2 separate regions of the Homo sapiens genome follow, and region 2 is linked to region 1. Evidence: chromatin contacts called from ENCODE Hi-C or POLR2A ChIA-PET data. All regions are on one chromosome and are shown on one strand. Each heading gives the region's core, a stretch centred on a gene start or an enhancer-like site at or near the end of the contact. The rest is flanking DNA. Distances are from core to core; before and after follow the strand shown.

What was found. Hi-C counts contacts between places; a loop is a spot of excess contacts on that map. ChIA-PET counts read pairs that join two places held with the same protein, here RNA polymerase II (POLR2A). Pooled maps may share reads with other maps.
Region 2: a map of Caco-2 shows a loop between it and region 1 (4-fold over the local background). The contact joins two enhancer-like sites. A Hi-C loop is called at or near these places in 6 of 168 maps with a recorded cell type or tissue (CD4-positive, alpha-beta memory T cell, Caco-2, Calu3 and 2 more), 2 of 37 single-sample maps with no recorded cell type and 5 of 50 pooled maps. POLR2A ChIA-PET finds 5 or more read pairs at or near these places in 8 of 52 experiments (CD4-positive, alpha-beta T cell, Caco-2, HepG2 and 5 more).

The regions. Positions count from the first base shown.
Region 1 is chr14:55,314,706-55,319,883 of GRCh38, reverse strand. The region is part of intron 1 of FBXO34 (F-box protein 34); the gene reads right to left. Among named protein-coding and RNA genes, the nearest start is that of FBXO34-AS1, 45 kb to the right of the region's middle. Within about 2 kb of position 3,228, at least 3 of the 41 ENCODE cell types and tissues checked have a DNase peak (open chromatin) inside an H3K27ac peak, as active enhancers do.
Region 2 is chr14:55,351,868-55,357,339 of GRCh38, reverse strand. It overlaps FBXO34 (F-box protein 34), which reads right to left. Exons shown (of 2, transcript NM_017943.4): 2 at 3,729-5,472. The coding sequence ends at 4,814. Among named protein-coding and RNA genes, the nearest start is that of ATG14, 57 kb to the left of the region's middle. RefSeq lists an enhancer at 2,708-2,797. Within about 2 kb of position 3,284, at least 10 of the 41 ENCODE cell types and tissues checked have a DNase peak (open chromatin) inside an H3K27ac peak, as active enhancers do.

The DNA.
Region 1 (5,178 bases), core at 1,979-4,478:
CTAACACGGTGAAACCCCGTCTCTACTAAAAATACAAAAAATTAGCTGGGCGTGGTGGCGGGCACCCATAGTCCCAGCTACTTGGGAGGCTGAGGCAGGAGAATGGCGTAAACCCGGGAGGCAGAGCTTGCAGTGAGCCGAGATTGCGCCACTGCACTCCAGCCTGGCGACAGAGCCAGACTCCATCTAAAAAAAGAAAGTTCAGGAAAAATAAATCCTTTCACACACTATATAGAATGTTGGTCCTGTGCATACAATCACATGAAAAAACCTGGACTAATTCTCCTGCCACCCATTCAGGGAAAGAGAATCCCAGGGTTATCACCAAAAATTACAAAGGATTAAAAACAAAACAGCCATTAACCCATACAGAGTCATCATATAAACTGAAAACAACTCAAACACAAACCATAGTGAGGGAAGAAGGACAGAATGGAAAGAAGAAGAACAAAAAGTTGTTGCCAGAAGTCCTTTCTATATAAATGCTTAATAAAATTTGGCAACTGGATATTTCTGTATACTGGATTTTTAAAAATAATTACCATCTTCACAACTTTGAAAGAGAAGGTTCACCTAAAAATCGATCACATGTACACTGTATGATAGGTACAGTGTCAAAAGAAACTTGAACAGGTATTTATTTCTTTTAGATACAGCTGTCATTGTCTTGAACCACAAAAATCTTCTTTTAAAAAAAGTGTAAATATGTGCATTCCTCAATAAAGGAATCCAGGAGTTTCTTAAGTGCCTAACAGACCCACATTCCCCCTTCTTAATCCATAGGAATAATAGGCAAATTTTCCTACTTAAATTTCCACCTTCATATCCTATGACCCTTCTACACTGGCCATCAACAACAAAACCATCAACAAATAGACAAAGGAGAACTTAGTGGACTGTGAGATGACCTAGTGTGAAATTAAGCACAATGAGAGTCTAACCAACTCAATAACATGAAATCCCATGGAGACAGTCACAAGACTGGAAGACTCAATCTTCCAGTCTTGGATAACAGAGCAATAAATGCCTACTTGAGAGCGAGTGAGATGACCAGGTCACCAGATCCAGCTACTGATGGGCAACTGGAATTGCTGAAGAATTAGAGACAATGGAATACTAATTGTTCCAATTCTCAAGACCAAACAATATGACCTGAAACTATTTTGTGTGTTTTCTTATCTCCTCATACATCCATATAAAAAATATAAAAAACTGATAAAGCCCAGTACAGTAGCTCAGCCTTATAATCCCAAAACTTTGTGAGGACAAGGCAAGAGGATCACTTGAGGCCAGGAGTTTGAGACCAGCCCTGGGTAACATAGCAAGACCCTGTCTCTAAAAATAAAAACAAAAACAAAAAAAAAATACAAGTCATGTAGTTGAACAACCACATATAGATGGTTACTTCTTTAAGGAAATGAAAAATACCCCAGAATCAGTAAAAAAAAAAAAAAAAAAAAGTTACTGACTGCATATATATATATATATATATATATATATATATATATATATATATATATATATATATATATATATATATATATATATATGACTTGCAAACCAACAGGGGATTGGCTATGCCTATTTAGAACTTAAATTGTTTAAGTTATTTACCTATTTTTATAAAGAATTATGTCCCAGACTTCTGGTTAAGGATGGTAGACTAAACACATAGCTCTTTGTTGATCCTTCCCCAAAGACCTAGGGAAATGTAAAGACATAAACTCACAGGTCAAAAAGAACTGGAGATTATAGCCATAAACTTTAAAAGCTGAAAAATAAATGAGTAAGAGTTAAAGAACTCAGATAACCCCCAATAAAGCCAAACCCTAAGGTAAGCATCAGGGAACATTCTCTTACAAAACGTTCAGAAATTAAAAGTAGAAGATAAAACAGGAGGGATTAATAGAAAATGTTTCTGAAATGCAATCCAATTCCCATATTCCCTTTCTTACTCTTAGGCAGGCAGGCAAATACCTACCCTTGCACAAGGCTGAAGATAATCTTTGCAGAGGGTTAAAACAGAGGATTATCTGGACCAGGGATCACGATGTAAGGTGGGACAGTTTAAGTGAACATGTGCATGCCAGATCCCACTCCATGGTGGGTTGGTAAATGTTTACCAGCTGGCTAAAGGAAGGGGTAATGGGGAGAATGAGGGCAGTTGTTTGTAGTATTTGCTGATTCTGCGGTATAAATATCTTACCATGGCAGCTTCAAGCTACTAAATGATGTCACTGAACACAGTTCAGAAGAGATGCACAGTATATATTACTATACAGTATTTCACCATATAAACAGAATAGGAGAGCATCCATAATAACAAAATGTAACAAAACAATTAGAAAGTGATGAGTTTTTAGTATTTATTACCGTTTTTTGGTTTTTGTTTTTGTTTTTTTTGAGACAGGGTCTCACTCTGTCACCCAGGCTGGAGTGCAGTGGCACAATCTCGGGTCACTGCAACCTCTGCCTTCCCGGGCTCAAGGGCTTCTCCCACCTCAGCCTCTCAAGTAGCTGGGACCACAGGCATGCACGACCTCGCCTGGCTAATTTTTACATTTACCTTGGCTTTTTATATAACTTATTTAACTACAAATTTGTATAATTTTAAATAATTGTTACATTTAGCAACTGGCTTGCAAAATTTCTGAAAATTTAACAATTGGCTCTGATAAGCTAGTATGAACCAGCTCTAACACACCACTGACCCGAGCCCACTCTACCCCTTCCCAAAAGGCTGACACAGTAAGGCCTTGACTTCCAGGGAGGGGAAACTGGAAGAGACTTCTGTGGGAAATCTGATCAGCCATTATTCTAAAAGGAGAAACACAGAGATACTGAAAAATTCCCCAGTCTAAATTTGCCAGCCAGATCATCCCCCAGTGAAGCTTAGTTGATAAGCCGTACTTGCATATTCAGAGCTTCTAATCAGTTTTTTTAGAATCTCACTATTGAATATGAGCAAACAGCTAGACATCTCTAGCATAAAAGATAGAGATAAAAACAAGAAAAACAAGTTGGAAAAAAGAGAGCAGGATCAACTTTATAGGCGTGTGACTTGGCCAGTCATGCAGAGCCGTGGACTTTGAGTCTGAAAATCGGTTTAATGCTCTGCTGTTGCCGTCTTGAAATTCTTTTATGGCTTTTTTTTTTTTTGAGATGTTCCTGCTCTGTTGCCCAGGCTGTAGTGCAGTGGCATGATCTCAGCTCAATGCACTGCAACCACCCAGGTTCAAGTGATCCTCCCACCTCAGCCACCTGAGTAGGTGGGACTATAGACATGTGCCACTGTGCTAGGCTTTTTTTTTTTTTTTTTGGTAGAGACAGGGTTTTGCCATGTTGCCCAGGCTGGTCTCAAACTCCTGAGCTCAAGGGATTCACCCACCTCTACCTCCCAAAGTGCTGGGATTACAGGTGTGAACCACTACACCCAGCTAATTTTTTTTTTTTTATTTTTGTAGAGACAGGGTTTCACCATTTTGCCCAGTCTGGTCTCGAACTCCTGAGCTCAAGCAATAGACCTACCTTGGCCTCCCAAAGTGCTGGGATTACAGGTGTGAGCCACTGCACCCAGCCTGTAGTGGAATTGTTTAACAAATGCTGAACAAGGGACTCTACATGTTCATCCTGTACTCAGCCCTGCAAATTATGTAGTCAATTCCTGATAGAGACTATGCAGGCAGAAGAAACCTCTGGAGAAAAAGAAATCATTATTATTTTCAGAAATATAAGAGAAAATATTCAAATAAGAAGAGCAGTATGCTACCAAAAAAAAAGAAGACTAAAAGGTGATACAGGGCAAGCACAAGCATGCTTTCTCAGTAGAAATGAAAAGCTCAAAAAAATACAAAGAAATGAAAAACGCAATAGAAAAGGAGAAAAACATTGGAAGACCAGTCCAAAATGTTCAATATTTGAATAACAAGGTTCAAGAGAAAACTAAGGAAGAAAAAAGGAGGGGAGAAAGTCATCAACAAAATAATGCAAAAGTAGTTGCCAGATTGCAGGGGTTCATAATTACTCACAATGATGGAAAGGATTCCTCAAGTACTCAGCATCAAGTACCTCACCACATTAAGGCACATTATTGTGAAATGTCTAATGCTGAGGGACAAAGAAAAGAACTGATAACATGAAAAATCAGGAATCAGAATGGCTTAGGTCTTCAGGAGCAATGCAGGAAGCATAGAAGAAACTAGAAAACAATGGAACTTCCCTTTAAAATTCCAAAGGAAAATTTCAAGCTAAATTTTATACCCAACCATACAATCGATTAAGAGTAAGAACAGAGTAAGACATTTTCAGCCTATTAGGATCTCAAAGTTTAACTTACATAAACCCTTTCACAGGCAGCTACTTGGAGAACCTGTTCTGCCAAGATGAAAGACTAAACCAAGAAAGAAGACATGAAATCTAAAAAACAGGTAATCCAATACAAAGAGGTAATGAATATCTCTAAGGTGCTGGTAAAGGGAAGTCCCAGGATAACAGGTATACATAAAACCAGTAGGCAACCAGTCCAGATGGGAACACATCTTCAGGAATATGAAGATAATAGAATACTTGAAGTGTCTGACTTTCCTGAAAGTAAATAAGGACAAGTTACAATTTGAAATAAATTAGTGAGAAGTTAACAGAAAAGTAAACAATAAAGAAAAACATAAATTTCATGGAAAACCAAAAGTAATAAAGTAAAAGTAGTCACAATTACTACATGGCTTAACTGTGAATCTTAACATGCACTTTCAGTCTTAATGTGTCAACACTGAATACTAGAATACTAGTCTAAGCAATGTTATAAATACCTATACCAGGGAAATGGGGGGACAAAAACATTCCTGGGGATGAGAAAAAAGAACTAAATCCTCAAGTGCCACAATGGAAATCAAAAGATACCTGAAGCTGAGAAATCAAGAAATCAGAATACAAGAATGCTGTTAAGAACATGGAGGTAAATGCAAAAATAATAAGCTAAAAGCAAGCCTCCAAGAGGGAGAAGTGGGGGGATGAAGTGGGAGAAAGACTGACACTTTTCAAAACAAGTCTTAAACAGCTATCAACTAAACTATGTACATTTAATACTTCAATGAAAAACACAATATAAAAGGATAAGAATAGTGATAAAAGTTCAAAATGTTTTAGTTCTTTTTTCAGATTAAATTTTTCCAACAAGGT
Region 2 (5,472 bases), core at 2,035-4,534, 37 kb before region 1:
CCTCTTACATGGGCTGCTGCCACATAAGGGACTGCCATCTCTGCTTCCATTTCAGTTCTTCCCAGACACTGGCTCTGCTCCCCTAAAACTGTTAAGGTCAAACCAACCACCTGGAATGGTGATGCTACCTTACTGTGCTTTTCCTCACATCAGTTTGGTATAAATGCACTGGATGTTACCCAAGGGTTTATAACCACCAATGTTTGCTCTTCCCAAGAGGTTGTGCAAACATCAGCTATGGCCACAAATGACAGGCAGGAAATGACATGTATGTCAGTTGAGACTGCACATCTCCCACACAGGTACCTTGACCAACTCACAAAGATTGCAACACTAGCTTTTTTGAGGAAAAACGGGGATAAAAGCAATCAGATTCCCAGCCTGGGCAACGTGGCAAAACTGTCTCCACAAAAAAATACAAAAATTAGCCAGGCATAGTGACATGCAGCTGTAGTTGCAGCTACTCGGAAGACTGAGGCAGGAGAATCACTTGAGCCCAAGAGGTTGAAGCTGCAATGAGTCGAGATCATGCCACTGCACTCCAGCCTAAGCGAGAGACCCCCATCTCAAAAAAACAGAAACAGCCAGGCACGGTGGCTCACGCCTGTAATCCCAGCACTTTGGGAGGCTGAGGTGGGCAGATCACAAGGTCAGGAGTTCAAGACCAGCCTGGCCAATATGGTGAAACCCCATCTCTAGTAAAAATAAAAAAATAAAAAAATCAGCTGGGCCCACGTGGTGGCGCATGCCTGTAGTCCCAGCTACTCGGGAGGCTAAGGCAGAAGAATCACTTGAACCCAGCAGGCTGAGGTTGCAGTGAGCTGAGATCGCACCACCGCACTCCAGTCTGGGCGACAGAGCAAGACTCCATCTCAAAACAAACAAACCAACCCCAGAAACAATCAGATTCCCCAAGTGTCAGACACTGCACAGTAGAGAATGCCTTTAAACGAGGCATACCCGACATACAGCTAGATAACATCAGCTCTCATTGGTTTAGTCGGTGGTGTACACAAAAGAAGGGCTCGCAGTGTGCAGGCTAATTTCATGTTTTTGTATCAGGCTGTAGATAAAGGAGGACAAACAGCCAGTCTGCTGAGTGAAGAAGGAACGGAGCTATGGAAAATACCTGGGAACACTCACATAAAAACAGTGCCCCAAGCTGGTCCAAAAAGGTTGGCACGAAGGTACTGACAAGTCCAAGTTAGAAGCGGTGATTGGACAAAGCCCAGGAAGGGAACCTCTAGGTCATAACATAACCACCGGCTCAGAGCCTGCTGCTAGGGGAGCTACTACTGGTGCTAACAGAACTGAGGTTATACCAGATGCACAATGAGAGGTACCGAGCAAACCCCACATAGCTGCAGTGGGAGTTTCCACCAAGGATGCTCCCATGAGACCAGCTATGGCCAGAGGACAAGGTCCTCCAAGACCCCTTTACCTCCCTGTCAGGTTTCTCATACTAAACAGAAAATTATGGTATGGCCCAGAGCAGTCAGGTCCTGGAGGCACTCCTCACATTAAAATGGTCACTCGAGAGGAATGCACACATTTTACAGAGTGTGTTGTGTGAGGCACTGTGGGCGATGCCCTCTGAGTTGAGTGCAGTGGGTGGGCAAGCTCCACAGTGGTCCCTCGGTATCTGCAGATGCTCAAGTCTCTGATGGAAAATGGCTTAGTATTTGCATATAACCAATGCATAGCCTCCCATCTACTTTAAATCACCTCTAGATTGCTTATAATACCTAATGTAAACAGTTGTTATGCTTGTATTGTTTAGGGAATAATGACAAGAAAAAAAGTGTGTATGTTCAGTACAAACACAATGTTTTTTTCTGAGTATTTTAAATCTGAGGCTGGTTGAATCTGCGATGCAGAACCTACAGATGGGGAGGGCCAAAGATACGGTGACAGACAAGAAGAGGGGCATGTGGTGGCAGATGTGCAGAGGGCGCTGAAAGGCACCCAGCCAAGCAGGGGCATAGGGTTGGGTTCCAAAAGAGGTATCTCCTAAGCACAGAGCCACCAACGTGCTTAGGGTTTGAACAGTCCTCTCGTATGTCTGTTTTAACCTGGAGTCATTTAAGAGAGCCTAAAAAAGCAAATGTTACTCTTACCTGAGCCCCTCCTTAGCTTTCAATTCACTCCTTCCTTGGGTCTGGACCATCCACTGGGCAGGGGAGAGGTGAACCACTCCAGGAATAGGAGCAGCAGCTCCCTGACTCCTCCTCTAGTTTCCCTGGTTCTGGTTTTTGCTTCAGATGATCAAGTAAGGGCTTGAAGTAGGAGGTAGGAGAGAAAAAAACTAAGCCAGGTGTACTGAGTCCCTGAAGAAAAGCTGAGGGGGGAGGTTTTCTCTTTTTTGGTGGGGGCAGGGGTGCAGTGGGGAGAGGCTAGGGTGCTGGTGCCCACACTGACACACTATCATGTCCTTTCTTGAATTCTGTGATCCTACAGCAATGCAGGAAAGCAGGTAGTGCGGCACACTACTGGAGACATTTTAAAAGCCTGCTGTTTTCACCAGCTTGGCACTAGGGGGCCCTGAAGAACAGCATCTTTCACCTAAGAGGAAAGCTACACTTGCCTAGAAATGAAGCCCTGGGAGGGGGTGTCCTCTGATGCCACCTGCTAATCCTCCACCTTTCATGCAGACAGCACCGGGAACCAGGTCCTGCCACATAGTTCAAAACAGATAACCGGCGATTTCTGAGGGACCCAAGTACTGCATGCCAACTGGGGCTGGGACATACTTACTGTGCCCTCTGCTCTTGGTCACTTTAACCCCTCACGCAGTCACAGCTTTGTGTCCCACATGAAAACCAGATCAAGAGTGGCTGATCTGTGAAAACCAACCAAGAGAGTTGTTTATCCAGTGTCCAGGCTGGGCCAGTGTAGAGCCATAGTCAATGTCAGCCATAGCTGACGTCTACAGGCAAGCTGTACTCTAGGTCCTTTATGTTGATCTCCTTTAAACCTAAATTATGAATCATAACAAACCAATTAAGAAGGCACTACTGAGATGGCCAGTTTACAGCAAATACAAGGGGAGTAGGACAAACACTGGAAACCTCAACCAAGGGGACAGCTAGGATTTAGAAGCATTTTCCAACATGCCTCACCTGGGTGAGTCATAAGGAAAAACACTCTTGAAGGAAAAGCTATTCTCAGCCTCCTCTTGATCCCGTGTCACAGACAAATCTGATGAGCCTGGAGGCTGCAGCCTACCATGTCACCAAGCACATCAGCCCAGCACAGCGCCTCCCCTAGAGCACGTACCATCCTTCTCCACAGCCTGCAGCCGACACTGGTCTCAAGGCTTTTTGGTGGGTACTCGATTTCAAGCCAGCCTAGTTTTTAGATCTTCCACCCACAGCAGCTTTCTGGGGTCCAACACCTCCCAACCCCACCAAGCACTAAGCAGCTACAGGCTTGAATAGATCCTTAGTGACTCCCAAATGATGACGCCTAGATAAGCTGTAAGAATCTCCTAGATAATACGTCACTCGAACAGGAAATACAATGGTTGTGAACAGACAACAAACGGAAGAACTGACAGGTTGCAAAAATTTAAACTTCAATGTTAAGTGAAGATGGCCTCTTCCGTGGCAGAAAAAAACACTTTATCTCCAACAATTCAAAACAATTTAAAAAATTCTTATGATTCAATTCACAAGAACCTTCTTCAACATTGTATCAAAACAGGAGAAAAAATCTTTGCAAAACTTGGGTTCCATTTAAGATGCATGTTTTTATTTAAGTTTTAAAAAATTTTGTAACCAGACAGGATAAAGTAGACAAGAATGTTATTATCTAACTATATAATATTTTCTCAATCTTGTGGATCACTAAAATATAACAAAGGATTGTTTTCTATGCTAATTTTCAGGTTGTCCAGTTAAACCATTATTTGGTATCCTTTGAGCAGGTTAGCCTTTCAACTATTTAGAGTTTCTTCTCAGAAACATTCATATATTATACAGGAAACATTCATAGTTTATTTGGGAAACATTCATATTTTATACAAGATGTACAAATTTAAGACTAGACAATTAAAAAAAAAAAACACAAAATTATAGCCGCAACACTATCCTAGCTGCATTGTGGTGATTATATTGTTCCGTTAGCTGTCCATTATATACAACTGGATTTTAATCGTGCTATTCACAGAGGGGCCAAAGCACTCATCTAAAGGTAAAGGCGCTCAGGTTTAACGTGCACTTTCATAGCCCCATGAAAACACAACCATTATATACACTGTAAACACCACAGGGCATGAAATCCACCTCCAGCCACAAACATCAATCTCACAGGATCAAGCATACGAGGTCTAAGGTGGGGTGCCTGACTTTTCTTTTTAAGAATACTTTTCATCTAAAAGTCCTGCTATTCTTTTCACAGGACAATATTCACTTATTTCAAATATGTTGCCAGTGCTCAAAACATTTCTGGAACCCATTTTTGAGGACTACCTGCAGCATCTGCAGTGAACTCTTCTGAATGTCCTGGATGGTGGTGAGTCTTCATCCTTTGAGGATGGGTTTGATTTAGGAAAACAGGCAGTTATTCACAGCCAACTGAATCCAACTGTGGGATACCACCCGGGTTCAAACATGAGATGCCACTATAAACAACAAGACCAATTTTTTTGTACAGCTCGTAAATTTAGAGTTTAGAAAATGCCTGAGCAATGCAGTCCTGATGATGTACAGATTCTTCTAGAGTGATGACTCAGGGGGCTACGCTCATTTGAACGGTGTATCTAGGTGTTTTGCAGCTTTAGAAACCGGTCCTTTTGTTGCCTCTCACATGGACTTTAGTATTCCTCTTCAGCTTCAGTCCCTTTTGCTTTCTTATGGATTGCCCGATTAAAGCTGTGGCAGGCAGGAACCCAGTGATTGTCATGAAGCCCCAGCTTACAGCCAGGGAATCCTTTCTGAGACCGGTGGCAGCACATCCAATACCCTGGCCCATAGGGCAATGCCTGGCAATAGGGCTTGGGGTGCCATCGGCACAGGGACACATCCCCTTTCACATACTTTTTCTTGCACTGTTTGCAAGGATCCTCTCTATAGCGTGGATCTCGAACCCAGCGAGAATCTGCTGGCCTGATATTGTAGTACTCAATGATAAACTTGAAATAGCAGCAGGTACATTTAAGGGCCACTAAACTCTTGGTGGGAAGTAACCTGAAGATTTTTACCATAATGTGGTGGGGCAGAAAAGCCATGTACTGCTGAGGCTCCAAAAGCTGCTGGATTTTAAACCTGGTCTCCAGGAAGTCATGCGACACCTGCTTCTTCCAACTGGATGCCTCAAGCACTGGTAATGTACTTTCCACAGAAGAGGCTGGCAGTACAAATGGCTCAGCAGACCCACTTTTTTCCTCAGATGCACTGTCACCCCCAGCAGCATCTTCAAGCTGGCTGGCCTCTGAAGACTCTTTTGTTGTGCTTTCATTCAACTGGGAATAGT